Linked DNA regions of Homo sapiens: all the other regions are linked to region 2. The links are chromatin loops, found by intact Hi-C in ENCODE. Cell type or tissue: GM12878. All regions are shown on one strand. Links, peaks and the distances in the headings refer to the core of each region. The heading gives the core; the rest is flanking DNA. Region 1 overlaps SORCS1 (sortilin related VPS10 domain containing receptor 1). Region 2 has its middle 250 kb from the start of SORCS1. Region 3 has its middle 130 kb from the start of LINC01435. Region 4 has its middle 410 kb from the start of LINC01435.

The links. Peaks named below come from ENCODE experiments on the same cell type or tissue, not always from the same donor. Only the 100,000 strongest peaks of a DNase experiment are listed, where the experiment ranks them.
Region 1: it touches region 2 in a loop (5-fold over the local background); 2 of 110 quality-filtered maps call a loop at or near these places.
Region 3: a loop joins it to region 2, with 4 times the contacts of the local background. A loop is called at or near these places in 3 of 110 quality-filtered maps.
Region 4: it touches region 2 in a loop (2.9-fold over the local background); 2 of 110 quality-filtered maps call a loop at or near these places.

The regions. Positions count from the first base shown.
Region 1 is chr10:106,701,775-106,709,673 of GRCh38, forward strand. It overlaps SORCS1 (sortilin related VPS10 domain containing receptor 1), which reads right to left. Exons shown (of 26, transcript NM_052918.5): 7 at 7,449-7,567; 8 at 4,771-4,860. Among named protein-coding and RNA genes, the nearest start is that of SORCS1, 460 kb to the right of the region's middle. In GM12878, for the core only: a CTCF peak has its summit at 3,979 (motif pointing right); a DNase peak (open chromatin) is centred at 3,997.
Region 2 is chr10:107,414,961-107,422,859 of GRCh38, forward strand. No RefSeq gene overlaps it. Among named protein-coding and RNA genes, the nearest start is that of SORCS1, 250 kb to the left of the region's middle. RefSeq lists an enhancer at 3,476-3,635. In GM12878, for the core only: no CTCF peak of the experiment used is centred there; a DNase peak (open chromatin) is centred at 3,591; H3K4me3 peaks cover 522 bases; H3K27ac peaks cover 528 bases.
Region 3 is chr10:108,199,573-108,207,471 of GRCh38, forward strand. No RefSeq gene overlaps it. Among named protein-coding and RNA genes, the nearest start is that of LINC01435, 130 kb to the left of the region's middle. In GM12878, for the core only: a CTCF peak has its summit at 5,029; DNase peaks (open chromatin) are centred at 4,804 and 5,039.
Region 4 is chr10:107,650,536-107,658,434 of GRCh38, forward strand. No RefSeq gene overlaps it. Among named protein-coding and RNA genes, the nearest start is that of LINC01435, 410 kb to the right of the region's middle. In GM12878, for the core only: no CTCF peak of the experiment used is centred there; a DNase peak (open chromatin) is centred at 3,596; H3K4me3 peaks cover 1,021 bases; H3K27ac peaks cover 665 bases.

The sequences.
Region 1 (7,899 bases), core at 1,154-6,153, 710 kb before region 2:
GAATGAAACTCTGTGTCTCATAATTTCAATCTACAAAATAGAGACAAGGATAATAGGTCCCCCATGGAGTGGTGAGGATGAAATCAGTTAATCAGTGTTAAGCACTCCTAATAGTGCCTGGCACTTAGCATATGCTCTAGGTATGTTAGCTACTCTCAGTTAAGTGAGCCCTTACATCCCTTTTGTTGATTAATCTAGGTTCATGTGACCTTTCTGTTTATCGCAAATACTCAAGTCCTAACTATATACACGATAAGAAAGTGGTTCACCCAAGTGTTTTTGTTGTTATTGTTTAAAATAAAATTTAAAATTCTTTGAACCAGGAGAAGCTATACCCAAGTGTTTGGTTTCTTTCTAATGGAGAGACTTGTCTGTGGAAATTAGCTCCAGAGCTGTTCCTGCCTTGACAACCAAACCTCCCATGGCTCCCCATCCTATAGGGTAAAGACCTAAATCCTTACCTTGGCCTTGAGAAACATCAAACAACTATTCCCAATTCATCTTCCCTTCTTTGTCAGTAAGATGCAGCATCATCCCTGAAGCCAAGTTAAAATATCTCAACAATAACCTGACCCCCGCATAGCTAATTCCCACTTCTGTGATTTACAATGAATCTCTGCACTGGTGAACCTCTGAGTTTCTCACAATAGACATTTGATTAAATAATCCTAGGCTGGAAGAGTAAAGTGCATCACCTATACCGGCCACTTCTCCCAAGACTTTATTTTGTAGATTTGGATAGGAAAACACAGATGTATCAAATATTGTGGTCTAGGTCACTTAGAGAACTAATCACACAATGATAACAGATTAAAATGGCCATCTCTAGATATGAGCTGAGTTCCAATCCTTCCTTTGTTTCATGTAATTATGTTGTACAGCCATTTTCAAATGATATTGGTCTTAAATAGTTTAATTGAAAAGTTTAAAATATTTATATATTATCCTTCTTTTTTCTCCTTCCCTAAATCCTGTTTCTATTGGGAGAAATGCGCTTTTTCTCCCAATGTGGCACTTTATGTTGAATGCTTTAACCGAATCACAGAATTTGAGAGCAAGGTGTGATCTTACAGATTTTGTATTGAAGCATTTTCTAAAGTCTGCTCCATAGGACGACAATGTTGTTAGGATTTTAGTAGACTTGAAAAGGAGGAAGGGATCCTTTGGTAAAACATATTAATTAATGGTGAATTAAAGAGCTTTCTTGCTTATTGGATGTTCTAAACCTTCAACACACCAGTGAGCTACTGTTACTCTCTAGGCAAGAAACACAGAATGAAGTTTATTCCTTTTTTCAGACATATTTGACCACACAACCAAATTCTCAGGAAGGATTACTAAGGACATTTTATTCTAAGTAACACATATGAGAAAATATTGTTGTGAATCTAAGCTCCTTATTTAAAAAAAAAAAAAATAAAGAAAAGAGACATTGACAAACCAGCCCAAGGTTTCAAAGCAAGTTAGTGACAGATCTGGGTCCCTAATCCAGGTCTCCTGCTGCAAATCAAGCAGCCTTCACATCACCTGCATCCTGGTCCACATCGATCTTCCACCACGGAGACAACTAGATCCATACTAATAATAATATTACCTTGCTTTTATAGAGTATCTGTCCTCCAAAATGCTCAAAGCACTTTCGTATGTATTGCCTCATTTATCTCACTTGAGTAGCTCAGAATGGGTTCCCAGCAAGTTAAAAGAAGGAAAACTCATTACTTTCCCCTGTCTGGAGGGCCACATGCTCTTAATGGCAATGGCAATATTAAAATCTCCCTACCCACTGTCATTCTTTACTATTAGTAAATATTTTTTTGAGCACAGCTCAGGGTGACTATGATCTTTCAGGAGTTGATACAATGGTAGTGGGTGATTAAAGAAAATTGAGCATAAAAGTGCTGGTTTGTCTCAATTCCTTTGGTCGGCATGAAGCTTTGTTCATTTCCAGTTGCACCAGCCCTGACAGGCCATGAAATATATGCACCTTTGTTGCAGATCATTCCACCCAAGCTGGGGTTTCTTTTTGAAGGTATAATGGGATTGTAATAAAGAATCTCATTGCCTTAAATAATAAACATCCACCCGGACTAAATAATACATTCATCTGCTGTACTAGCCCCTATTTTTTCTGGGAACAAGCTAAATTAATCACTGCATTCTACCCTCAGAACCCAGATAAGACTGAGTAATGGAACATGCTCTTCTGGGAGAACAGGAGGAAGAAGACAGATGCAAATTTGGGTTCAAAGTAAAACTTTTTCCTTCCATATTGGCTAGATGCCACTGCGGGCAACTGTCAGCAGTGATCTGTGTGATGGCTATGAACAAGCAATGCAAAGTATCTGTTTCCCAAACCTCCAGCAATGAGTCTACAAACATTTCTTTGATTTTAAACTATGATTTCTGGGGCTCCTTAAGTCAATGGGATTTTCTTCTTAATGCCCCTGACAGTATATGGAATTTTGATGGGGTGATGATGCTATGTTTTAATAACAGAAGCTATTAATTTACTAAGAAAGTATAATATAAAAAAGTACTACCTTGAGAGTCAGGAGACTTGAGTTCTAGCCTCAATTATGCTACAAATAGCATTTGATTTCCACCAAAACTTATGTCACTTAACGAGTTTATTACCGGCCAGGCTCAGTGGCTCACACCTGTAATCCCACCACTTTGGGAGGCCAAGGCAGGCGGATCACGAGGTCAGGAGTTCAAGACCAGCCTGACCAATATGGTGAAAGTCTGTCTCCGCTAAAAATACAAAAATTAGCCAGGCTTGGTGGCACGCTCCTGTAGTCCCAGCTACTCGGGAGGCTGAGGCAGGAGAATCGCTTGAACCCGGGAGGTGGAGGTTGCAGTGAGCCAAGACTGCGCCACTGCACTCCAGCCTGGGTGACAGAGCGAGATTGTGTCTCAAAAACAAAACAAAACAAAAACAAAAACAAAAACAAAAAACAGTTTATTCCCAAGAGTGCGCATAAGATGAGGATATGGTCTCCATTTCCACATCCCCCTTGAACAACAGCAGCATGTCATTACATTGAGGATAATTCTTTTTTTAAGGTGCAAATCCTGCAAGTCAACTACTTCATTTATTAGTCAATCAAAGAAACAACAATTTATTTCAATGCTCAAGAGGAAAAAAACAAAACAAAACCTGGCTCTGTTGTATTTATTGAGTTAACATGTTCATTTCTCTGACAGACCTTCCTAAGAGATTATCAGAGGTAATTTGAACAACACTCAGTTTTCCTTTTACATAGTGATGTTATCCAATTCTCATCTAAGGCACAACTTAAGTGTTGTAAATTCTTGTCTTACTGGAGAAAAAAAAAACAAACACTTAAGCCAAATCAAGAACAACAAGAACTTAAATGTATCCATACACAGACATACATACAGTTCTGGATAATTACCACAGTCATTAATCTCTCAGCAGCTGAAAATAACAACCACGAACATAGCTATAGTTCTTTCAAGTTAATAGTGCAACTCAGTGTGTGTTATTACCTCTAATGGGCTGAGGCTTACATCCCACCTTTCACTACGTTAGGGTGAGGGAAGGGTGGTAGCCAAGAAAGAGAATTCATCCTGGAGAAACCAGAACAATCTGTTACCACTGGCTCTCCCGGGAGAGGAGGCGTGCTGTGTCCTTGTGTTATGTCTATTATATGACTTCCTGGGCAGCTATCTGGTGTTGGTTCAAGACAACATACGACAAAGTGATGGATGAAAATATAAGAGAAAGAGGCATGGCAACTCAATTAAAAAAAGTTAGGTATGTTCTTTGTGCAACCCAAAGGCTTCAAAGTTGAGCTATAACTCTCTTTAAACCTGCATAGTCCCTTTCTTATAGCCACATGCATCTCCCTTGCTCTAAGATTAAGGCACAGTACATTTACAGTTCCTAGTCACTTCAAATACATCACGATGGCAGCAAGATCGCAAATACACAGCTCTGAGCTCCCGAGTCAGTTTGACCTCCACTAGGTGGCGCTCCATATTAACGCAGTTCTTCAGCACTTCTGGAAAGACAGCCTGGGGATGTCAACAGTTGAGGGTCTTTAACTTTTGTTTGCCTCTGTTTTCCAAAGGATATGCCTTTGGGGAAGTCTAAAAAATTAGCTGCGACTCAGAACTCTAAAGACAACCAGTCTCATAAGTTTACAGGGAGCTGACTGGCTGAGAAAGCAAAGGCTGGTGCCACGTCACGGCATCACTGCTCAGTAAACAACTGATAATCAAATGGGACAGAAATGGACGGCAGCTGTTGCACTGATACATAACACATCCAAAAAATATTTTCTGTCTTGTTAGAAAACCAATACATATGGCTTGAAAATCTTTACTATTGAAAAGCAAATCAATTATTAAAATTCATATGAATGTTCCTATAGCAACAATCTCAGAGACAGAGAAGAAAGAAAGAAAGAAAAAAGAAAGAAAGAGAAAAAGAGAAAGTAAGATGAAAGAAAGAAAAAGAGAAAGAGAAAAAAAGAAAGTAAGATGAAGGAGAAAGAGAAAGAAAGAAAGAAGGAAAGAAAGAAAGGAAGAGAGAGAGAGAAAGGAAGGGAGGGAGGGAGGAAACAAGAGGAGGGTAATAGGACTGACCAAAGAGACAGTAAGGCAGAGCAAACTTGGGAAACAGAGATGAGAGATGTAAAGAAAACATGACTATGAGAGGCTGAAAGAGTCCTTGGGAAAGGGATGGAGGCTGGCTTCTGTGAATGAGAGTCAAGAGTGAAATGAAGAAAGTGATTTAGGCCATACCTTGGGCAAAGCATATTTCGGAAGCTTCATTTGGGCAAATGCATTCCTTCGGTAGGACACGTAGTAATGTGGCCGCCCTCCTGATGTCAGCTGGATCATAAAAACAAGACTGTAAGAAGCTCGAGCTACTGTAACAGGCACAGGTCACAGAACAGTCACCTGAATGGAAGGAGGAAGCTTCCAACACAACAAATGGCATTAATGTCTATTGCGGACAAGTGTAAAGAATTGGCCTTCAGTTCAAACACAACTTATAAAGACATATGAGCTGGTCAGCGGCCCAAACTGAACCTACTGGACAAAAATACAATTCTTAAGTTTGCACTGTGACTCAGATGCCAGAAAACATTTTGAGTTATTTTTTTCAAATGGGGTACATTGGCTGATTGCCATCACCAGCCCAGGTCTCTAGACCCAAGTCTATGACCCTACAAGTAGGTCCCTGTGCCATATCAGAATGAAATGGCCCAACCCAAACAGTGGCAGAGCTGGAGGCTCACATCTCTGGGCACTGAATTCCAGTTTGATGGTGTTACACTGATGATTATGGGCACATGGCACAGACAGGAGTGCTGGCATATTAGATGGAAAACCAGGCTAGGATTGGTGTCCAAATTCAATCTAGGTCTCTTCTATTTAATTTAATTTTTTTTTTTTTTTTGAGATGAAGTTTCACTGCTGTTACCCAGGCTGGAGTACAATGGCACTATCTCGGCTCACTGCAACCTCCGCCTCCCAGGTTCAAGTGATTCTCCTGCCTTAGCCTCCAGAGTATCTAGGATTACAAGCCCTTGCCACCACACCTGGCTATGTTTTGTATTCTTTTAGTAGAGATGGTGGGGGGGAGGGTTTCACCATGTTGCCCAAGCTGGTCTCGAACTCCTGACCTCAGGTGATCTGCCCGCCTCGGCCTCCCAAAATGCTGGGATTACAGGCATGACCCACTGTGCCCAGCCTTTTTGAAAAAATTTTTAAAGCTAAATCTCACTCTATTGCCCAGGGCTAGAGTGCAGTGGCACAATCATAGCTCATGCACCCTTCAACTCCTGGGCTCAAGTGATCCTCCCCAGGAGCTGAGACTACAAGCAGGTGCCACCACAGCCAGTTCCCCTCCAATCTTGTCCAAAGCATGCAGCCCAAAGAATCCTGGTGGGTGTGAGAGAGGGCAGGAAGGTACAGAGGGCAGGTAGAGAGGGCAGGTGTGGTCTCCAGCCAGCACATGAGCAACCTGCAGGCACAGTGTCAAGGGCACCACCACGTCTCTCTCTCTCTCTCCTACACAGCCACTCTTAACCCCTCTAAATGCCTGGAGTTTCAATGACAGCTGGAGTCTGCATACTCAGAATGTCAACAAATGCGCATGTTCATCACATTAGGAATGTGACTTGGAAAGTTATCATCTTCACCGTCATGTGGCCAGATGACCTCTTAGGTCTAGTGAGGGGTTACAGGATGTTCATGGTGGCATGGGTAAAGACTGTGTGAAATTCCAAATGCAGAATTGATTCTCATTTGTAAGTCATAGATGTGGATCACAAAGTGTTATTAGAAACCAGAAAAGGTTCCTGGGAGCAGCACTGATACAGAAATGAATTATTATAGACAGAACCAATACATGTAACTATTCGAATGTCCATTGACAACTTGATGCTGAAATTGTCAGAGTATTAATTACTAATTTCCCTGAAGAATAAAGAAATGGTGTGTGTGTGTGTGTGTGTGTGTATGTGTGTGATCATATGTGAAACATTTTATAAGTACACAGGGTGGTAGGCATTTAAACAAATTGCATCCTCAAAGCATGTAATTAAATATTCCAAATCACAATTTCTTGTCGAAATAAATGTAATACTGTCTAGAATGGGTCTTTATATATATATATGTATACTTTTATATATACGTATAAGCTATTTAGTAATTGTACCTTTGTCATTTTTAACATGGAAGGTGGTAACTGAGTTTTAAAATGCATTGTCCAAACAAGCTTAAATTTTTCCTTGAATGCTGAAAAGCAGTGCAGCGTATTTGCTTCTTGTCTCTACTAACAACTCAGGAAACGTCAGCTTCTTAAACTGTTCTCCACTCTCTTGGGGGTGAAAAACCTGGCTGAATACATCTGCTCTGAAGTGTCTTTATTCTAATCACAGTTGGTGCATGACAATAAAAGCTGATTACTCTCCCCCTGGCCTCTGCCTCCCACTATCTCCAGCCACCCCACAGCTTCCCTTCCCATTCCTGCTTCTCCACTTTTAAGGTGGGTATTGGGGAGGGGGCTGATTGGCTGACCCTTTCCCAGATAGAAAGAGACTGACATATTTGTTCAGTCCCTTTGATAACTGGGAGCTTCTTTGGAATGCAGGTGTGGGGGACAGATCGTACTGTGCATCATCCTAGAGACAATCTCACTACTCTGTGCGATGCCTTCATGACCCCATGTTGATAAGATCCTCTGGACACAGCCCAAAGAAATTCATGACTAGTCTGTTAGTATAGAAGATTCCACACTCACTAATTATCCTTTTATTGAAAAGATAGTGATTTTCCCCTCTCTCCCTACCTCCTTCCCTCCCTCCCATCCTCTCTTTTTGACTCTTAATGGAGTGTAAAGCAGGCAAAAGGGACAGAAACAAGGAAAAGAAAGGTTTCTGAGACAATCAACAGAAGTGGATTTTTCCTACCTGAACAAACACATAATGATCCTGAACAATCAAAGAGTCTGGGTCAATGTAGCCTGGAAAAGGCTGATTCCTGTTGGCCTCTGTACAGTTCTGCATTCGGCAAGTTAGATAATGTGAATCTGAAAAACAAAAACAAAAACAAAAACATGGGGTTGAGGGGGATATACAGACAGAGATTTACAGTCAGGGTGGACGTTTGATATTTCCCTTACCATTTCCAATTTTTTTTTTTTTTTTTTTTTTTGAGATGGAGTCTCGCTCTGTCGCCCAGGCTGGAGTGCAGTGGTGCGATCTCGGCTCACTGCAAGCTCCGCCTCCCGGGTTCACGCCATTCTCCTGCCTCAGCCTCCTGAGTAGCCGGGACTACAGGCATCCACCACAATGCCCGGCTAATTTTTTGTATTTTTAGTAGAGACGGGGTTTCACCGTGTTAGCCAGGATGGTCTCGATC
Region 2 (7,899 bases), core at 1,344-6,343:
GCTTTTCAAGGAGTCAGCATCAGTGAAATGAAGATGATCCTATAGCAACACAGAAGTAGAGGATACATGGGAGAATACAGAAAAAACATATGTAGCCAGTCACAGGCTAGATGACAAAAATCTTATAAGACAAGCCAATTCATGATTGGAAATCAGGGGAGTGGACTATGATTGTACTTCAGTAAAATTATTCTGACCACAATGAAGACAATGGATTGGTTTAGGGCAGGGCTTGAGCTAGCAAGATGTTTTTATGGGTTATTAAAGGAATGTAAGTGAGAGAAATTATGTCTTCAACTAAGATAACAGCAGTAGTAGTGTTGTAGAAAAACTGGGTTCTTGTCACATGACCATGAAAGATTAGGCTCAGAGACACTTCGAAGGGTGAGGGGGAGTGGAATTTATTGGGCAAAAAGGAAAAAAACTCAGCAGAGCAAGAGGGGTTCCTGTTAACAGGCCCCCATCTCACAGATTGAATCCCAGGTTACCACCCAGGAACAGGAGAGGCCAGGCTCCTCTCCTCTGCAAACTGGGCGAACTTCCCAAGGCCCCGCCCTGTCCTCCCAGTACACAGGTGGGCATTATTCAGAAAGAATCCCTCAAGGAAAAAGGGGGCCTTCATCCAGGAAGGCAGTCTGGTTTTTCAGCCTTCAGGCTATTTTAGGTTTGAAGGTGGGGTTTTCTGCCTCCTGTCTCTATTAGTAGGAATAGAGGAAGTTATTAGAGGAAGTTAGAGAGACTTGAAAAATGCTAAAAGGCAAGAACAGAGTACATCTTTTGACTGACTCTTATGAGAGAGAAGAGAAGAAGTAAAGTTGTTGCAGAAGTTGAATGGCTTTAACTGCAAGAGAGATAACAGAAATCAATGGACAAACAGAACTGGTTGAAAAAAGACAATAAGGTCTGTTGTGATGACTTTGAGGTGATGAAACGTGTATTTGAGGGAAAATCCCCAGCAGTCAAATAGAAAAACTTGCCTTGAATAAAGGAAATAAGTTAAAATAAAATCTATATCTTTAGGATCCATCAACACATAGAATATAATTAAAAATAAATTTGTGGATAAAATTGTCCAGGGTGACAGTACGGAGAAAGAAGGAGAGAATCTGAACACCAAACTTTGAAAATAGAGACATTTAAAGAAAACACTTACTAGAAGAATTCTGATAAGGAAAAGAAAATACGAAATTATGGAAGCCCACTCTACAAAAAGTTTATCTAGGGAGGAGAAAGAAATACATTATTTTTTTCAAAGAAACCAATGAAGGCTATCAAAATGGTTACCTAGGGATGTGGGTAGTGAAAATTCAGTAAAATTCACATGGAAATGGGGTAAGATGGTGTCTTGGTTTATCTGTGTTGCTATGTAGAAATACCTGAGGCTGGGTAATTTATAAAGAAAAGAGATTTATTTGGCTCACAGTTCCGCAGGCTATATAAGAAGCATAGTGTTAGCGTCTGCTTCTGGTGAGGATCTCAGGAAGCTTCCACTCATATAGGAAGGTGAACAGGATCAGGCATCACATTGTAAGAAAAGAGGAAAGAGAGATGGGAGGAAGGAGCCAGGCTCTTTTTCACAATTAAATTTCCTGGGAGCTAATAAAGCAAGAACTCACTAATTACTGTGAGAATAACATCAAGGCATTTATGAAGGATGCATCCCTAATGATCCAAACACCTCCCACCAGGCCCCATCTCCAACACTGGGAATCAAATTTCAAATCAAACTCATTCAAATCAAATTTCAACATAAGATTTAAAGGGGACAGACATCCAAACTATAATACATAGGCAAGAATCTAGGCAACTGAAACAGCTTTAGGAAAACTGAAAGGGAAGAAGAAAAAAAAGTCTTCATAGTTTCTCAACCAACTAGGGGCAATAGAGCATTCATTATTAAATGATTTATTGGGGAGTTAATTGTAAACTAAAATTGGAATAATTTCAGTGTAAATATAGTCTTCACAATCCACCACCGTATGTAAGAAGATCCCTTAATCTAAATTTGGCTCAATTCACTACCATTAACAAGTTCCAAAATCATAGCCCCTGAAAAAATGGTAGTCCGCCATAAGTTTTTCACCAGAGATCTTCTAGTGACCAGCAGTAGCTCTGTAACTGTGATAGCATTCATGGGTCTGGAACTTACTGTTATTATTCTGAGGTTCATATTTGGAAGGAAATGCCAATTATGTTCAAGTGATTTAAAAACAGTAATTTAGAGTTATGTTTCCAATCCAGCCTCTATTCCTCAAAACCTTTCAACAGCAACTTTTTCCTAAATTGTTTCAGGAATAGAGAATACATACAGAGCTTTCTCAAATCATGATGATCTGATCAATGACTTCTGTTAATAACTGGGTTTTTCTTTTTGGTGTCAGGGCATTTGTGCACCTTCTGCGGTAATGTGATTATCTGAGAGTACAAGAGGATGCATGAAAAGTTGGCTGGTAGAAACAAGATTTGGAAGTTGTAAAGCAACTCTGGCAACTGCTTAGCACTGATGGCTATTGTTTAGTCTGCACAATGTCATCCAGCACAATATTCAATATTCTTTTAAAAATAGTCATGAGCATTTCAATTCAAAGCACAAACATGGATTTTTGTTTTCTTGTGAAAAATCTGGGAACCTGGCCCCAGTGATCTCACATTGCCTTCGTCATCACCATCAGCAGGAACTGAGTCAAGCTTGGCCTTTAGCATGTACTCTCTAGTTTGTCACTTTCTCCACTTCTCCCTATTTCCCCTTGGTCCTAAGTTCCGGTGAAAGTTGTCTTTTGTTGCTGTTGTGGCAATTATGCTTAAATTTTCCCCTAATGTTTAGAGAAAAGTCAAATATTATTTGGATACACATACTTAGCAGAAGTAGGTAAATTAAGGTAGTGCAAGATAGAGTTATGCTTCAACAAGAAAAGAAAGAAAGCGAGAAAGAGAAAGAAAAACAGCACATAAGTCTGTGGAAATGGATTTCTTGTTTACTATGCAAACCAAGTGCAGGTATGCATGAAAAAACACGCTATATGAGAAAAAACAAGCAATGTAAAGCAAACAGAAATCATGTGTAGATGTGCAAGAAATATCAAACCTGCTTAACAAATTTTTATCTCTGTATTAGTCAGGAGCCAGTGAGGAGATGTAACTTATGTCAATTAGTTTAACAGAGAGGATTTAATATGAAAAATAAAAACTGCATATTGAAGAATCACGGACAGCAAATGTAGGAAGCAGCTGTGACCCCCCGGGGCTGGAAGAAAATCAAGGAAAACGTTGTACTTGTTCAACCTTGAAGGTATGTGAAAGGGCCTCTGTAAAGTTCAAATCAACCTCTGAGAAGGGGCCTGGTGAGACTGCAACCCAGACTTTTGCAGAAAGTAGTGCCAGCTGGTATGGGTGTCTTTGAGGAGAAATGATGAGACTTATTCTGCCAAAGTTGGACAAACTGAAAATTATAATCCCAGCACTGCTAGTCCTGGAATGCACTGCTGTCACTAGGATGGAGAAATGTTGCTAAGTGGACACTAATGGGAACAGAAGGAAAACTAAAACTGAAACAAAACAGAAACAGGAAGAAAACCGAAAAGACTTAAGTTCTTTCATCCTCTTCAAGCCTTCCAGCCGCCTTCTAGTGCCTCCGTGAGCTGAGCCTCTAGTAATTGGCTAAGTCAAAATGTGGTTTTCAGAGATCAGGCCCTAGCATCACAAAATAGTATAAAGAAAGAGGTTTTGAAAATGAAAGTCAATAGCCTAATGGCTGCTACAGCTATCTAACTGGTCCTTTATCTGCTAGAGTTTGTAATCTCGGCCTTAAAGATAAAATTAAAATATTTAACAGGCCCCTATATTTGTATAATACATTATGATCTATAATGTCCTTTTACACATTGATTTGTGTCAACTTCATGCATTTAAGCTCCACAATTATGAAAGGCAGGAATGGCAGATATGGTCACCTCAGTTTTCCATATGAGGAGAAGGAGGTAGATAGAAGGCCATTGATATGCCAGTCACATGAATGCAAAAGTCAGAATTGCAACCAAGATACTCTGTCTACCAGCCCATTGTCTAATCACTGCAGCACACTACTTCTATAAATCCACAGGTAACTGGACTCCTAAAACTAATGAAGTTCACAAATCCCACTGCCTTAGGGAGGAGAACACTGGTGTTTGGCATGGCTCATTGTCCCAGGTCAGAGATGAAACCCATTTGTTTGCTGACTGGTTTTATTAAGTTCTGAAGAAAAAAATATACCTGTCTCCAGTGGAAGGTATTGGGCTATCTGAGGGCAATTGAATTTAATGTTTCCTGGAACACCAATTTTATGTCTTGTAAAAACCCTGAAGGAATGCAACTCAGCTTATTACCCTAAAAGAACCATGTCTTGGTTTGCAGGCTATCTTCCAGTGCCAGTAAGGAGCATAGCTTCTGAGATGCACAGTGATATTTTCCTATCATCATGGGAAAATCTGGGTGAATTAGGGGGAAAACAAAACAACAAAAAGGCTTCCCTTCCTTAAAAAACAGTATTGCCACCTGCCAGGAAATTGGAAAAATAGGTACACAAATCTGTCAATGAAAACAAGATGAAAGTTACCTTCTGGACTGGTGCAGTGTACATCTTGAACAGCTGTAAGTGGTGGCCTGTGTTTTCTCAGTTACTAGTTCCACAGACTATTAAAAAGTTTTATATAAGGCAGTGGATTATAGATAGTTATGCTTAATTTGTATTTGCTTTGTTTCCATTATTGTACGTGTCATATCCTTTGATGGGTTTTATGGATGTCCAGACAGGAGCATAATTACATTCCTCAGTTTTCTTTGCCCAAGGGGAAAAATAAATAAAACATTTTCTTCAGGGACCAACTACAGGGAAAATATACTGTGAAATGGATCTGGAACAACACTCATCCAAAGACACACCCTGAATTTCCTCCCTTGTTCACTGCCCTTTACCTCAGCTTTGCTAAGGAAGAGAAGCCTGGTATTTTTTTTTTTTTTTTACAAATAATGATGTATAAGTATCTGTTGGGGTCAGGTCGAGACAGTTACTTCTTATGCTTCATGATTCCCCAAGGAGATTTTATTTATTTGATCCCTGATCCATACAAATGTGCATGGAAACACACACAGAATCCAAATTTTGGATTTCTGGGTGAATACTTTTATTTCATGTTGCCAATTCTCTCGTTCTCTGCCCCCTCTAAAAAAGGAATCACTAACCTGATAAGAGATATTGGGGACAATCTGACATCAACTGGATTATCTCAAACAGGAAGGCGTTGGCACTTCACTGAAATACAGGGAGTGGGGCCCATCTATTTGGCTCTATTTCTTTCTTCCTCTCTCCTTCACTCACTCATGACTATAAAATACATTTTCTACCCTAGAAATGGCATGGGCTTTCTAGTAAAGTTGTTAGCTCCTTTATGACTGGAGGAATTACAAAAATAACCAGGCTACTGCTTGCCAAGTATACTGGAGAGAAGTGTTAAACTTTGAATATTGAACTAGATAACATTGGAAATTGTGTACATCCCAAGATTCTATTTTTATAGATAAATTCCACTAAATTTTAACTCTAAAATTCCAAACAAATGTATTCACGAAGGCCAGGAGGGCGTAGTGCTTAGGCTTGTGAGCTTGGAGTCATGTTTTTGTATTGCATTCCCAGTTCTGCCATGTAATTTCTTGGTTATGTTGGAGTCTCAGTATCTTTTCATAGGAAATAGGAACAATAAATTAATAATTAAATAAATTATATTGATAAATAGAAACATTTTGATCACTGAACGTAACAAAGGTATATAGTACAGTGCTTGCCACCTTACAATTGCTCAATGAATGAGAGCTGTGATTATCATTATTAGTGAATGCAATTGAAAGCAGAAGGAATAATAAACAATTTCTCCAGCAGAAAACTAACAATCAACAGAAGGAATAATAAACAATTTCTCCAGCAGAAAACTAACAATCAAACAAAACAGTGGAAGAGAGTTTGAGGAGAACAAAGGGATACAGATCTTTCGTTGGCTTGGAACCATACGGATCTGGGGACAGATTGTCATCACAACTCAGTCCGTTTGTAATATTGACCTGAATTTTAATATGCACCCCTAACTCAGATTCCTCTTTCTGCAGATTTACAACAACTCTATTCTAGAGCCATTTTCTAAGCACCAAGTAGGAGTTACAAAACCAGGGACTAAGTAAATATAAATCATTTAGTCATTCATTACTTCAATAAATATTTAATAATATCTGTCACAGTCAGTGGATGAGGTACTAGAGACCAACTGGTGAACAACACTGGCTTAATCCTTACCGTGATGTAATGTGACTCACTCTTGGAGTGGTGGTAAATGAGGGGAACTTATACAGGCAAATCTCTCTCTCTCTGTGCCTCTTTCTCTTTAGCAAAAATGGAAAAATTCCTTTGTCATATGACTTTGCAGCTTCTCTCAGCAAGAAGTGGAATCTCCTATTCTTTTAACCAAGGCTTACCCGTGTTACTGTTACTTGATTTGGTCAATGGGATGTATAAAAAATGCTTCTCAGTCTCAGAAAGAAGCATGCAATGTGCATGTCAATGGACTTTGCCATCTCTTGATATTATTGGGAGCCCTGCAATATATGTTTACATAAGTCAGAATAGTATTAATTCTTTGGGCAGGAGTGTGTGTATTGATTTGGAAGTGGCATGAAGGAGCACTCTGGAACTATTCCATATCATTATCTGGGTGGTAGTTAAACAGGTATGTGCATATGTAAAAACTAATTGAGCTGAAAAATTAAGGACTTACACTTATGCATATTGTCCCTGTTTATATACACACATGTGCACACATGCACATGCACACACACACATAACCAAGGGGCAATGGCTCATGAGTTATAAAAAAATTGCATGAGTATAGTATCACAGGAGCTAGGGATAATCATGTTCAGCTATGATGAATGTGGTCAAAAGATTGAGTAAGATGAAAATAGTAAGTTTGTACTGGATCAAGCAATGTGGGGGTTGTTGATATACTTGGTGAGAACAGTTTTCATGGAAATAGTTGGGGAGAGATCCCATTTTGGAGTAGGTTTAACAGTGAATAGGCGGTGAGAAATTTGAGATGGTATCACATCTAAATAACTCTCTTAAATACTTTGTTAAAAGTAACAAACAAATGGATTGGTGATAAAAGTTAATTTGGGAGAGAGTGTTTTAAGTTTAGGGATACTAACATATGCTTGTATATAGATAAGAAGGATCTAGAAGACAAGACAAAGTTGAGATAGCAGAAGAGGGGAAGGATAAATGAAGGAGAAACATTTATTTTATTTTATTTTTTATAGCCATTTATAGTCTTACCAAGGAGAAGCATCGAAAAAATTTAGAATTTTAAAATAAAATTACTACTCTACTATATTTTCATTGGCAACCTGCTCCATTAGTAGGAACGTAATATATGTGAGGTGTTATCATTTCTATTAGTCCTAATCTACGCTTTACTGGATGAGCGACCTAGACTCAGCTAATCCCTCCTTAATCCCTAACTGTAAAGGAAGAGTCTTAACATAAGAATCTGTTAATTCTGTGACAGTTACAAATTCTAGGGTTTTTTTTTTTTTATTTCATCTTGATCACTTCTGTTCTATAACATGCAGCCACAGTTTTCTTACAAAGATCACAAAAGATTACAGACAGAAAATATCCCATTGGCCAAATCAAGTAACACACAAGCCTGGATTAAAATCTTAAGAGACTCTACTTCTTATTGAGAGGAGCTGCAAAGTCACATTACAAAGAAATGTTCCCACTTTTGCTAAATAGAGAGCGAGACAGAGAGAGGGAGAGAGATTTGTCTGTGTATCTTCTCCCCACTAACCTCCACTCCAACAGTGAGTCACATT
Region 3 (7,899 bases), core at 1,929-6,928, 790 kb after region 2:
ACAAAATTGTGGTATACTTTACATGTTCACAGTTTACAAATAATACTTTTACACATACACACACATCAAAAATCGAAATACAATTGTCCTATTCAAAAGATAATTTCAGAACCAATACAAAATATCATCTTACCATTCAGCATTGACAGTGTGCTTTAGTAATGACATATAAGCTTAAAATTGAATAATGAACATTTTAAAATCAAATTCAATTAAGCTATCACTGCAATTAAATGTGTATTTTTATTTGGATTTATAACAATCCTAAAATAATTTGAGATTCTTTAGATGACACTTTGCCCCATAAGAAGCTTTGGAAATATTATCTGACTCCTTAAAATAACTGTTACCATTTTAAAGAACAATTATTTGATTTAGCTCTGGGCCCCCAACAATAAAACCTTAACTCTTTATGCATATGAATCATTAGCTTTCTCTTATCTGTCTCGGTACTGCTATCATCTGCCAATTATACATCACAAATATGTCATTGTTAAAACAGACCTAACAATTACACAGAAAATAGACTTCATTTTCAGAAGGCATCATTCTCACTACTCTTCTAAGAGATTTATACATATGAGTCTTGACCCTCAATTTAGTGCAGGTCTGATGGGCAAAAATATGCAGTTCCATGTCCATGGTGACCCAATTACAATATGTTGTGTATTTTAAATGCTTGACTGGGATGTGAAAAGAATGAATTATGTTCTATAATAAATAGCATAAGCTCTAAAGCTAGAAAAACACAAATTCAAATCCCTAGAACAAATTACTTAACGTATCTAGGCCACTGCTGGATTAGAATAGTGTAATAATAACATATTATTTTAGGTTTTCTTTAAGATTTATATATAAAGTACTAGTAAAATACCAAGTATACAATCCTATTAATACATAATGAGATTACAGTCAAATTGTGATTTTTCAGAGGTTGCTTAATAGCAGTTAAAATGAAACAATTGTTATTAATAGTCACTGTATTTACAGAAACACAAAATATTAGAAATTAATTAAACTATTTCTAGATTGGATGACAACTCTTCTTTGAAATATGACATTCAGTCTAAGATCAGCAGATCCCTGTATTACCTCATGCAGCAAGTGTTACTTTGGGGAAAATATACCTGTAAAATCAGCATAGTTAATGATCAGATTGTGATGTACAACATGTCATGTTCCAGACATTGGATAAGGATGACAACTTGGTATAGTCTTTTGGGGGAGATAATGACTGTTAGAGTGAGGGAGAAGGAATTATTGACTAAAACAAGATGCCCTGAGTAGCAGACTGCTAGCTATTCAGGGAAAATCCTTAAAAAAAAATTCTGGGTACAAAGCTAGACTGCATTTCCCATATCTGCTTGCAGTAGGTGCGACCATGTGACTTAGTTCTAGCCAATAAACAAAAGCAGAAAGCCCCACTTTTAGATTTGATTAATAGACATACCCCCATGATTCTCTCCATGTTCTTTCTGCTATGCCATGACCAAACGTACATGAAGATTATACTGCAAGGGATAGAGAGATCACATGATGAAAGCTTCTGAATTCCTGAATCACCACAACGAGGAAAGTTATCAGCTGACCAGAAACACATGCCTTGGACTATTATGTAAGCAAAATACATAAATAATAACTCTTCTGCTGTGGTTGTGCCACTTTCCAAGTTAAGATCTCTTTGTTGCTATTGTTGGCCTGCATTAAAAATACAGCCGAGTGTTGTGCTTGGCCATTTAGACCACCCACTAGACTGCAGACACCTGAGAGAAACTTGAGGGGTGCTTTGTTATAGCAGCCCTAAGAAACAACATATTTTATAACAAAAGATATTTAAAACATCAGTTCTGGTGGCTAGCAGTTCAAAATCAAGATGTTGGCTAGGCCATGCCCCTGTGAAAACTCTAGGAGAATCCTTACTTACTTCTTCCCAGGAAGCTTTGGTATCCCTTGGCTTGAGCCTTCCTATAAGTCCAATCTCTGTTCATTGTCAATGGTGTTCTTCCTGTGTTTCTGTGTTTACATGGTCATCTTCATATAAGAATACAATTCATATTGGATTAAGGGCTCACTTTGTTCCAGGATGACATTATCTTAACTCATTACATCTGCAACGACCCTTTTTCCAAATCAGGTCACATTCTAAGACACTAGGAGTTAGGGCTTCAACTTAACATTTGTGTGTGTGTATGTGTGTGTCTGTGTGTGTGAGTGTGTGTGTTACAATTTAGTCTATAATAGTTAGTATTAAGAATTAGTAAAACATACTTTTGTATCATTATCTCACAAGGTGTCCCAAATGGCTCTTCTCTATACTCTTTCCGAATGTTAAGACCCAATGCCAGGTCTCTCTCGTTCAGCAGATTTCTCTAATGCTCTAAAACACAAAATTTGCTCCCTTCTAGGAAATCCGGTGTTATTGAAAATCTAAACCTTTAGCCTTTGTTGCCATTGGTGGCTAGTGATACCATGTCAAGATTAGCACAGAAAAGCATAACCACTGTAATCACTGGGATACACGGATCACACATACACACACACACACTCACATGCACACACACATATGGTTTAAAATTAGCTATTGATCTTAAGTAGTGGTGGGAGCTTATTAAACAGTCTTTTTGAGGTGGCCATTTCTGGGGCAGGTATTAGAAACTAAAATCTAAAGGGGCAGGTAGACAAAAGTTGAATGGTGCAAACAATGGCAAAGTGGAATCTGCAAGGTTGTTCTGGTACCCATGGTAAACAGGAACTGGGGTCAGTCTCTCATTGCCTCTAAGCTTCCACCTTCTATGACACAGGTGTACTGGAGGAGAAAGTGATGCATTTCATCATGAAACTAAATATCTACTTGACCCAGAAACTGAAAAGTTGAAGGCGGGCATCCAATAGCGGTCGTTGATCTACAGCCCTATATCAACCAGGTGGGATAACAGGTGACCGACGCCATACTCGAGCTTCAAAAGTACCTGTGTACTACTCTCAGCCGTCTGAATCTAAATACAAAAGGTGACTCCTGGTTCTCTTTGTCTTCCCAATCTATTACAAGATTTCTCCTGTACTCTGCCACATGTACAACAAATATCCAGAAAAGAGAATTCTGGAAACCACAGTTCAAGCCTAATTAAGTTGATGTAATACAAATCTACCACGCTAATGATCTTTTAATGATTTAAAGTACAGCTGCTTTCTTTCTTTGTTGATTTATTATTTAATTGAATGAATACTCATTACTCACATTATTTCTTTAATAATCTGTAATATGTATGAATTCAGCTGGAATTAATAAGACATGGTCCCTTGAGTCATACAACTTCTAGTCCATCAAAGAAACAGATGTACAATCATATAACTAGCACACAATTTAATTATGTTGTTAATAAATGCTTTTATAATGGTATATACAAAGTGGTATAGAAGCTTAGAGAAAACGGTGACCAACACTGTCCTGAGGTAATAAGGAAAGTTTCACAAGGAAAATATTTTTGTTTGCCTGCATTGATACAAAAGAGTCATCTTCAAGCTCTGAGATTCTTTCCTCAGCTTGGTGAATTCTGTTGTCAATATTTCTAATTATGAAATTCCTATAGTGAACTTTTCATTTCCAGAAGTTCAGTTTGGTTCTTTTTTAAAATGGCTGTGTCATCTTTCAACGTTTAGATCATTGTGTCCTCTTCATTGGATTCAGTTTCAACCTTCTTCTGTATCTTGTTGAGCTTGCTTGTCATCCAGATTCCGAATTTTATGTCTCACGTTTCAGCCATTTCAACGTGGTAAGAACTATTGCTAAAGAGCTTGTATGATCACTTGGAGATAAGAAGACACTCTGGCTTTTAGAGTTGCCAAAGTTCTTGTATGGGTTTTTTCTTATCTGTGAGGACAGATGATCCTTTATCCTTTGATGTTACTGTCCTTTGGATATGGCTTTTTGCTTTTATGTTCTTTTTTTGCCCTTGAGTTTTGACTGTGGTACGAGATAAGCATAGTCAAATGGCTTTGTTTCTGGTTGCTTTCACAGACCCAAGGCTCATCTTGGCACTCCTGGGTTATGTGCTCTAACACGGGGGTGCCGGGACAAGGCCCACAGCTTTGTTCCCTTGAGGTTGAAAACTGGCTATTGTGGGGGAGCACCAATGTGCTCCCAGACCACTGGCAACAGCACTCTGCTGAGGGTTGTGGATGAAAGTGCTCTGGTAGGGTGGCAATGAGGTCATAGGTGAAAGTGCTCCAGTGGGTCATCAGCAAAATTGCTTCAGTGAGGCAGCGGGGGTCACCAGTGAAAGTTGTATAATGGTGGCCACTGGCAAAAGCACTCTGGGAGGGCAGCTGAGGCTGCACTGTGAGCCAGTGTGGCCAGACAGGGACTCAGAGAAGCTGGTGACAGGGGGATGTGCAGATTAGACGTGCTCTGGTCCTGCAAGAAACAGCCCTGCTCTGTCCATGTCCACCAGTGAACAAAGGCCAGAACTATCTGGAGGAGTATGGAGAGCCTTGATGGGCGCCTATAGCTGTGTTCCACTGCAGCTGTCCCCGTGCCAAACCACCTGGGCTCCAGGTGGATTTGAGCTCTGTCTGTCTGCTCTCTGGGCCATTTCCCTGCCAACTCAAATGTCTGTGGGGGTTATGGGGGCTCCTGCAGCTAGGATTCTGGAAGTCCATGGTGGGAAGGGACCACTCTGCATTTATTTCACTCAGCTCTTCTTTAGGAGCCATTCAAGCCTAGAGATTTTGTTTTGTTTTGTTTTAGCTCTGAAAGTCTTTTGTGCTGGGAAACCCCTCAGTCCTGGGCAAACCTGAATGTTTAAGAACATTCTTCCTTCTCTGAGTGAAAAACCTAAATTGTATTCTTTAAGGAAATTTTTACAAAAAGGATTATATATTCTAAAGATCCTTGCTCCATGGGGAAAAGGGCACCTTTTTAAGATGCAAATAAAATCAGCTTTTTGTTTTGGAGACTTTCTCGACTACTTTCACTGAGAATTGAAGCTGCCTTATTTGGTGTCTCCAGAATCCCAGACCTGGCCAAGGGAAGAGCGCCCTCTATGAGTAGAGCTATGCCTATGCAGGCCATAAAGCTAAAGTAGACCTGTCCAAGTATAGCTTTTTCTACTGTGAGCATTCTTTTTTTTTTTTTTTTTTTTGTATTATGACTTCATTTACTTTGTAATATAATTTTTAGATACCAATTGGCATTTTTCCTGGGAACATAATTTGGTGACTCAGCCAAGTGTAAATGTAAAAAAGTGTTAATGTGTTAGGAATCAACTTTTTTTTTTTTCTGCAGAAGATTCAAGTAACACGACTCCTTAGCTTACTCATTTAGCACTATCCATTGTCTTCACCCAAAGTTCTCCTATTTGTGGGTCATTATGGAGGTCGTTATCCACAGACTTTCTCTGTGAATATCCAAAGATGCTTTATGCAAGCTACAAAATCACAGTAAAGGATAAGCTGTTTGGGAAATAGAGGGAGACTTTAAACCACAGTGGTGCTTACAACTCAGGCTGAGGGTTCCCGCATATGGTTGTGCATCTGGCTTTGAGGCTGGCAGAGTTGGAATCTAGTCTGCGGTCTCCTCATCAACACAGCCCCGATGGAGTTGTACCTGGCCAGAGGCGGCATCTTTCTCTAATTCAGATAAAGGTACTACATGGCATTATATAGACTAGACCAGGCCCTGGACCTTTTGTTAAGTTTGCTATATAATTCTAACTTGCAATGTATAATTTAGGATGATTTTTGGTTACAAATAGGGTAGCAGACAAATTAACAAAAACGTGAACTTTTTTACTCAGAAAGGGAATTTGCTGGAATAACAATAGAACTTACCAACAGTTTTGTAACTGGACTTCAGAAATATTAGAACCATCAAGATGCTATCCTCTTTTTATTGTGTTAGCCTTGTTCTTCTATCTTACCTCAGAACAGCTTTCTCCTCATGGCCAAAACACAACTGCCAAGAGCTGCCTAGTTTTATGTCTCACAGATTTAGTCCCAGGGAGAGAGTGATCATATTGTTTTTCCTCTGGAAGACACTCATTGCCCCAGCTTGGGTCAAGTACCCAATCGAACTTAGCTGGAATGAAGTCCCATGAAAATGTTATACCTCTAGAAACAATATAGATGGAGTAGAGGCTGGAGGAGCTGTCTCCTTGGACAAAGAGAAATACCTGTCCCAGAATGTGATCTGAATGTCAATCTGAACAATTAAGTGTCATCTCAACTATGTAAAAAAGGTAAGGCCGTGAATTAATCACAGATTTGAATTTCATTCCCTGCAAAGCAAAGTACAAAAAAATAAGTCAAAGATACATACCCACCCTAAGCCCTCAAAAGTTTCACCCCTCAATTCTAACTTGGATACTTCTTACATTTTATCCTGTTTAAATTCTGCTCGCTCCAAGGCTCAATTTCCTTTAGTAAGACTTCCCCAGTGTCATATTCTTCATTGACTTTTCTCTTCTGTCCATTTCTGAGGTACTGATAGCTTAATTCACACATTACCTCTCTTGATCATGCATTGAGCCAATTATTAATACATGACTATTAATTAGCAACAATCACCTACCTTCTATTTTCTGCATGGTGAACCAGTGCTAGGTGTACTCTCTGTAAACATGTTTAAGAATGGATTCTGGGAGACTATAACTTGGCATTGCTTTTGCAAAGAAGATTGGCTAGACTCACAGTAAGTCTAACAGATGAGTGCCAGGGAAACTTACTGTATTACTCAGAGTTCTCCGGAGAAACAGAACCAGTAGAAGATAAATAAATAGATAGATAGATAATAGTGAGAATTGGTTCACTCAATTATGGAGGCTAAGAAGTCCCATGATATGCCATCTACAAGCTTGAGAGCCAGGGAAGTTCATGGTATAACTCAGTCTGAGTCCAAAGGTCTGAGATCCTGGGAAGCTACTGTAATAAGTCCCAGAGCATAAGCTGGAGAACCTGGAGTTCTGATGGCCAAGGGCAGGACAAAATGGATGTCTCAGCTCCAGAAGAGAGGATGAACCCTCTTTTCCTCACCCTTTTTGTTCTATGTGGGCCTTCAATGGATTGGATAATGCCCACCCTCCAGCCCCCCAACAGTGGTGAAGTCAGATCTTCTTTACTCAGTCTACTGACTTAAATGTTAATCTTTTCTGAAAATACTCTTACAGACCTACCCAGAATCAGTTTCACCAACTATCTGGATATTCCTTAACCCAGCCAAGTTGATACCTAAAATTAACCACCACACTATTTTGGACTCACTGAAGTATATGCTATGGAATGACCTCAGGCTGGAAGCTGAGACACAGGTGTGGGTAACATAAGACATACGTCTCTGCCCCTCCCCCACCATAAATTGCTATAAATGAGTGGACTGAAAAGACCATTATTCTGTCTCTTCAATTTTCTACTTATGGTAACTTTTTAGGTAAAGAGGAAGTTCAGAAAACTTTTAGAAGGGGTACTTTTTGTAATTTCTAGAAGGCAGAGGTGTTTGTGTTTCAACATACATTTCCAGATGTGATGCAAGTCAGTGAATGTGATTAGAATACCAGCTCACTAATTTGAAGTAATTAAATGGAAATCAATTTAAATTGGTGGAAAAACACATTTTGAGCCATATTTAAAAGGCACAATAACTAGAATTTGACAAACAAAATGTTACAGGAAAATGCTCCACAGAGAGAACTTTGTTTAGGGAACTCTTCATGAAGGCTTGCATTAGCATATTTATTGTTAGGGTGTCAACAATGTTCCCAGAGTAATGGAAAACAATATTTTCTCTGAAGTAAAATAATGCATTCTTTTATACTTGTTACATTATTTGCATTTAATTTAACCTCTAAATGGCTTATTCTTTTGTGTAGTATTGTACTTTGCAGTTCAAAAGCATCTTCTCATTTA
Region 4 (7,899 bases), core at 1,324-6,323, 240 kb after region 2:
TAACATTTGGCTTCTCCCCAGGTCTGCCAAGTGGTCTTTCTAACAAGAGTTGAGCAAGAGTTAGATACAGTGTGCCCCTGTCTTTTCTTGCTTAGCAATACACTAAATTTGGGAATGATAGGAAGATGTGGGTTCTAATTTGGAGGCACAGGTCTTGGTATTTGCTCATTTTCCTCTTTGCAGAAGTTTCATAAGGAATATTTTCTTCGTTTGGTGGTGTTTAAATTTTCTATCTCTGATTGCTTTAAGCAATTGTGACTCCATGGACCAGGAAAAGAAATACTTAAGCATTCATCTCATTTTATCATAGTAAAATCCCTATTCAGAGGAAATTAGTTTGTCCCCAGCTGAAAGTTGGAATCAATAGCCATTCTGTGCACCACCACTTTAGTGAACAAGATATTTTATTAAATTAGGGTAGTGGATGATGGAGATGTCCTTGGATCTTATCAATAATGAATAAGCTGTTGTTTAAAGGAAACAATATGGGTCCTCTCCTGGCAGAACTCAGGCTATATCTCTGTAGGGACAGATTTTCTGAGTAATCTGATGATCAGATTTGGCCTTGCTGTTCCAGGCACCAATCTAATGAAATTACAATCTTTTGTGCTCAGCCTGACTCACTGAGGAGGACAGCTCCCTTCAAAGAAGGCCTTCAGGTGACTTGCAGGAAGCCCCTGGAGAAAATGGAATGAAAGAGGACAAGGCTTATATGGAGCTAAGTGAAATATGAGAATAACTTACAAGTCCTGGCTAGATAAGGTTTTTTAACTATTACATATAAACATTATTATTACTAATTATAACTATTAATAACAGTGATTTCAGCGATTTCATTGTATCACCCATGATTTAATGCGTATGCCCTGAGCGCCAGATACAGTGCAGAGTGACATATTTCAATTATCCTGCAACAACCTCATGAGAAAGATGCTATTAACATCATCATTTGTTTGGATGAGAAAATTGAAGCTTAGGAAATTAGTAACTGTGCGAGGCAATATGACTAGTAATTGGTGGAGCCAGAATTTAAGTCCAGGTTTGTTTTATGCCAAAGCTCATGATCTTAACATTACACAAAAGCCTGCTAATTCCTTCATCTACCATCCCACAATAATGAGGTATACTTGAACCTGAGCCACATAAACTCATTTCTTTGCTAAAGGAGTATCCTATCCTATGACAGAAAAGAAAAAAAAATCAGCAGCTAGTTATTGGTAAGATTTGGGAGAATATCAAAATTTCACTGGCCTAACAATCTATCCTACCTGTTTTCTATAGGCCTGAGATCCTTTTGAGTTACCACAAAAGACTGTGTTCAAATTTCAACTTGTAATGTGTAAGAGGATTCAGGGGCAGTGAGAGAAGAGAAACAACTCACTTCACCATCAACAGAGCTAAACTGCTTCTTAGGACTATTTCCTGACATCACATAGTATCTGACAAATTTGAAATAAGACAAAACATTAAGGAGAAAGGGAAAGTGGAAAAAAATCCTCCATTAAATAAAATGTAAATGTGAGAAGGGTAAGTTTGTTGCTTCTTTAATTTCCCAGAAAGCCAAGACGTCGCTCATTTGGTTAAGGTAAAATCTCCCCACCTCTACATTTTAGTTACTCTTAAAGTTGGGGCATACTATTTATACAATATACAAATTTCTCTCTAATAAAAGCAATAAAAACAGTAATGTCTGTTAAGCATTTTGACGTATGTTATCCTGTTTTGCTCTTACAAAAACATGTGAGAGGGTATTTTCATCTCCATTCTCAGGATGAGGACATTAAGGCTAAAACAGCAAATGTTTCACCTAATGTCATACAACTCAAAATTAGCAGAGCGAGTTCCAGACTATATCTTCAGCTATAAATATTCTTTATGTTGTAAGGTTTTATGGAAACTGAGACAGATAGAAAGAAGTCAATTATGAAGGCAAGATGGAGAAAGAAGAAAGATATGAACTTTGACTCCTTTCAGCTGGGACATTTTTCCTGCTCATACCCAGATCTTGGAATTTGAAATGAAAAAGATTGTGTGTACATAATTGTGGCAATTTCAAAACATGGACACACATTCCTCAATATTCCTTCCATTAAGAGGTGAGATCTATACCCCGAACTATGGATGTATTTATATTAGCTTTTACCAATTGGGTATGGCAGAGGGGCATTATGTAACTTTCATGTGTAAGCCACATAAAACATACAATGACTTCCTTGTTCACTGACAGAGTCATCCTTAGGGCCATGAGCCACGACATAACAAGTCTGTCTACTCTGATGCTTCCAAGCTGGAAAGGTCTCATGTAGGGTCTCCTGACCACAGGTGTAGCTGAACCCAACTTTCCAGCCATCCTCAGAAAGGTGTCAGGCCTATGAGTGAAGCCATTGTGGACTCTCTAGGCCACTCTGTCTGCCAGCCGTATACCAGAAGTGACTTTTGTCAATGCCACATGGAACAGAAGAATCTCTCAGCCAATGCCTGCCTAAATTCTTGATCCACAAAGATGTGAGCTCTAATGAAGTGGTTGTTATTTTACGCTACTAAAATTTCAAGTAGCAGTGATAGGTAACTGGAACAGTGTGTGCCTGTGTGTTTGTGCTAGGAGAGGGGGATACAGGTAATTCTAATGGCCTTGTCCCAGACATAGAAATTAGCTAACAGGGTGCTAAGGGCAGATGACAATCTTGATTTTAGGATGTGGCTCAGAGCCATCCTTGGTTTCTTTTTCTCATCCATCTTGGCTACCTTAGAGCATAGTGGCCTGAGTGGTTTTCAGATCACCTCATTGAGAAGGCTGGGGTCTGTGTAGAGATAAAGAAGTATGCCTTTCTTACTTATTAGAGTTTTAAAAGTTTTTTATTTTTATTTCTTTTTCAATTACCCAGCAGTCAGGAAAAGCATGTTATTAAATTCTGCCTTCAATTGAGATGGCTTAAAAGGACAGATTTTTATTTTTTTCAGTGAAAATGACAGATGCCATGTTTTTCACTACATGGTGTTCCATTTAAAAAGGAGCAGGAATTTAGAGGTTTTTGGCAGGGCCAAATAATAATTACTATTATTATTATTGATAATGCCAAATTATCATTATCATCAGCAGCAGCAGCATCAAATGTCCCAAATAAATTAATCATCAGAAGAAAACAATAAGCCATATAATCACATTTCCTGCTTGTAACAGTGATAATTGCTCCAGAATAAAACCTAGGCTTTGATGATGGCTAATCATTGCTAGTTAGTCTAAATCTCAGAGAAACAACTCTAAATCTCCTTATACTAGGCAATCCAGCTTGAAGCTGAGTAGAAAACACACACACACATACACACACACTCCGTAGTGGCAGCTTTTCTTTGATGGTGATGAAAGCTGACATATGGCATAGGTCCCATGAGACAAATATTTGAAAACTCGATCTGTGCCTTTAAATTGCCTCTGCACACAAGAAACTTAAACCTAAGTAGGGAGACCACTCTTAGACAAATGTCGTAGTCTAGCTTATACTGCTGTAACAGAATACCCAAGACTGGGTAATTTATAAAGAACAGAGGTTTGCTTGCCTTGTGATTCTGGTGGCTGGAAAGTTTAAGATTGCACAGCCGATCTAGTGAGAGCCTCAGGCTGCTTCAATTCACGGCAGAAAGTGAAAGTGGAGTTGCTGTGTGTAAAGAGATCACATGGCAAGAAAGGAAGCAAGAGAGCAAAAACCAAGGAGGCCAGATTCTTTTCTTTTTCTTTTTTTTTTTTTTTTGAGATGGAATTTCGCTCTTGTCACCCAGGCTAGAGTGCAATGGCATGATCTCAGCTCACTGCAACCACCGCCTCCTGGGTTCAAGCAATTCTCCTGCCTCAGACTTCCAAGCGGCTGGGATTACAGGTGCCCACCACCACACCTGGCTAATTTTTGTATTTTTAGTAGAGACGGGCTTTCACGTTGATGGCCAGGCTGGTCTCGAACTCCTGACCTCAAGTGATCCTCCTGCCTCTTCCTTCTAAATTGCTGGGATTACAGGCGTGAACCACCGCACCTGGCCTCAGATTCTTTTTTAACAACTCGTTCTCTTGCAAATGAATCCATTCCTCTGGAGGAAGAACTTACCCCTTTAGGAGAAAGGTCTTCATCTATTCATAGAAAATCCACCTTCATGACCCAGATACCTCTCACTAGGCCCACCTCTCAACTCTGCTACATTGGGGGTCAAATTTCAACATGAGTTTCGTTGGGGACAAACCACATCCAAACATGTAACAACTGGGGAAACAGGCTCATGACTCCTCATACACAGGAAATGCAATCAGTTTTAGGTGCTTTTGTCTTGGTCTGTAGCACTGCCCAACACAGTGTGGGTCATAAGAAAATAGGTTCCATATTCTGGCTTTAATTCCCATCTTGGCCCCCTAGTTTCTGAGCTATCTTAGATATATTTTATCTCTCTAAAACTTTATGTTACTCTCTGTAAAATAAGGACAATGATATGAGCTACCATATGGCATCTTTTTGAAAAGTAAATGGATTTAATGCAGGAGAAGAACTAACCAGTGTCTGACTTAAGTAAATGTCTAATACGTGTTAGGCAAATAAAGATAAAATGGCAAGGATGGATATGATCAGGTGGAGCCCAATAATTCATATGAGAAGCTACCTCTTAGGGTTATGCCAGGTCAGAGCAAAGGAGGCTGTCTGGAATTTGATTGCGAATCTACACAGGCTACTCAAGAGGAGGAAAGAAGCTAGAGACATCTGCAGCAGAGGGGACCAGATGACAAGGAAGGTTTTAAGCAGATGGTGGGATGTAGAGCCTGGAATCATTTCAGATATGACATGTAGTTGGCTGAGGGCACTTCAGGTCCCCTGGCAATTGATCCTAGTAAGGCTAGAGTTTTTTAGGGGTGGCAGTGGAAGGGACATCAAAAAATAAAGATAGCCAGATTTATTTTTCAAAAATTTTACAGAAATCTCCATCTTTATCCTATGACTCATTTCTTCTTTTGTTTTTATTTTATCTTGTTTATTTTTAGAGACAGGGTCTTCCTCTGTCACCTGGGCTAGACTGCAGTGGTGCGATCAAAACTCACGGAAGCCTCAAACTCCTGGGCTCAAGTGACCCTCCTGCCTAAGCCTTTTGAGTAGCTGGGACTACAGGCACCCGCCACCATGCTTAGCTAACGTTTTTGGATTTTTTGCAGAGATGGGATCTTGCTTTGTTGCCCAGACTGGTCTCACATTCCTGGCTTCAAGCATTCTTCTCGCCTTGGCCTCCCAAGATGCTTGGATTATAGACATGACCATTTATTCTGTCCTCTTCAGGCTTCATCCTCGAAATAGGACTTTGGCTCTTGCAGCCTTTGCCATGGATTGGATCTATTAAGTGATGCTTCCTAAGTTTAACATGAGCCAGAGAGTCTGGAAAGTACATTAAATTTATTTTAGGAAACTACCAATCTATGCCCCTTAATGTCAGCTCCCCGTTCTCATAACCTCAGAGTGCATGTCCAGATGCCCCAATCCTACCTCTTCTTGTTCTTCCAACAAACCTATGAAGAAATCAGCACCAGCTAAATATAATTCAAGAAGACACCTGAGTGGAATGTCTTGCTTGGAAAGAAGACTAAGTCGATGGGATCCCTGAAGTTGAGAATTTGAAGGAGGAGGCTTGGAGGGAAAATCTTAAGGGGATGTGAGAGGTGCTCTAAAGTCAAGATTGGGACTCACAGTACTAGACTACATGCACACAGAGTTACAAAGAATTAGATTCCCAGGCCGGACACAGTGGCTCACGCCTGTAATCCCGGCACTTTGGGAGGCTGAGGTGGGCAGATCATGAGGTCAGGAGATCAAGACCATCCTGGCTAACACAATGAAACCCCGTCTTTACTAAAACCACAAAAAGCCGGGCGTGGTGGCGGGCGCCTGTAGTCCCAACTACTCGGGAAGCTGAGGCAGGAGAATGGCGTGAACCCGAGTGGTGGAGCTTGCAGTGAGCCGAGATCACGCCACTGCACTCCAGCCTGGGTGACAGAGCGAGACTCCGTCTCAAAAAAAAAAGAGAGTCTCAGAGGAAGCATATGAAGAAAATAGAATGAAGCAGATGAGGAGAGAAATCCAGAGAAGCCATGCGCAAAGCAGATTAAGCTTAGAGAAGTCAATGTTTTGCACTTCCTGAGGCCCAGCATTCAGCCTTCCTAGTGTTCTCTCCAACCACCCTCTTCAGTTCAGCTAGTTTCTCTTCCTGTCCACAAAATGAGTTCTAATTACAAAAAGAACCATTGTTTTGCTGTTGAACCATAATTTGAGGTGCAAACATACCATTTTTTTCCAAGAAGGGTCAGTGCACAGCGGTTGATGCTCTGAGAATGCTTTAGGGAAAGCATATGCAATGACATTCTGCAACAGGCTGGGCAGCCACAAAGAAGCCACCTTGTTTCCACTTCATCTAAAAGATGACACAGCACCTCTTCTTAAGAAAGCTTTCCTGAGGTGCAGTAGAGGCCTTCTGACCCAGTAGAAATAAGCCCAGTAGAAATAAGTTTGGTAGGTTTGGAAATTCAACATGCCCAAGCACCAGCTATGTGGTGCTGGGTTTCACTTCTCTGAGCAGCAGTTCCCATATCACCAGGGTGCATAAATGAATAAACACCTTGTATGGGTTTTGTGCACTTTAAATATAATATAGTCTGCAGAGCTTCTGGTCTGTTCTTGGCACCCAGGAGCTGACCTGCTGTTTCCTCATAGGGTGATTTTGTGTAAATTAGAAAAAAGGATCTCTTCCTTTGAGTGGCTAAGTTGGCAACTGGAACGTGGGCTGAATCCCACCCTTTATATTTCCTCTCTGCTGGGGGATCTTGTTTGATGCACAACCAGTATCGGAACACATGGAGGCACTGAAAAGTTGACATTTATTAACTGACCATTATTACAATGTTGCTGCAGATCACCTATATCCAAGTTCATTTCCTTCAGCAAAACAGCAAGGATACGTATATGAAACTTGTAACAAGTATTATTTTCCACTGTACAGATTGTTTCATAAAAAAGAAACAGTAAGGTTGAAAGCAAAAGTGTCATCAAGTTTTTCAGTTGGAGGTAAAAATCAATGCAATTTGCAGTATTTTCAATATCACCAATTACATCTTATTGGTCATAATTGAAAGTAGTTTGCACTTACCTATTATACATTATTATTTTAATCTGATGCTTAGCTACTTGGCATCCTAAGCACTGAAATAGAAGCAGATTAAAATTACTGTAAAATACATCCCTGTGTTCTTAAAGATTGGCTACCAGCTAGAAAGCAGTTGACCTATCTATAATGCACAGGACATAATTCATATTAACATTGCAGGAAACAAATGACTCGCCTAATTTCATGTACATGGAGAGTTAAGGTTTCTGATAGATTTATGAGATTCAACATGCTGACACTTTTCATTCACTGACCTTTTTTTTTTTTTTACCCACTTCCTACTGAGGACAGGAAGATAAGTTAATCTTCAAGCCCTTTGGATAATCTTTCCCTGGGTCTCAGCTGACCTTAAATCTATCAGAGAGGAATTTGTTCAATCTGACTTGATGCCACAAATGGTAGCAGTCTGAGGCCCTGGGCTAAAGCAGCTCTAAAAGCGATACAAACCTCTTCAAGTGGCATTTGCAGTTTTGACGACAATGTACATTACAAATTGAATTGAATTGAAACTCAAACATTGTTTGAGTTTCCCCTGTTATAGGTTGACAGGCATTTGACAGACAACTCTGGATCACTGAGGACATTGCTCAGCCACACAATGACCTCTTCTGACATTTTTCGGGGGCTGGGGGTGATGGGAATGGGAACATGAACTCAGAACCACATGATTCTCTCACCTCCAGAACAAGGTGGGATAGTAATTGAGTAAAAGAAGCC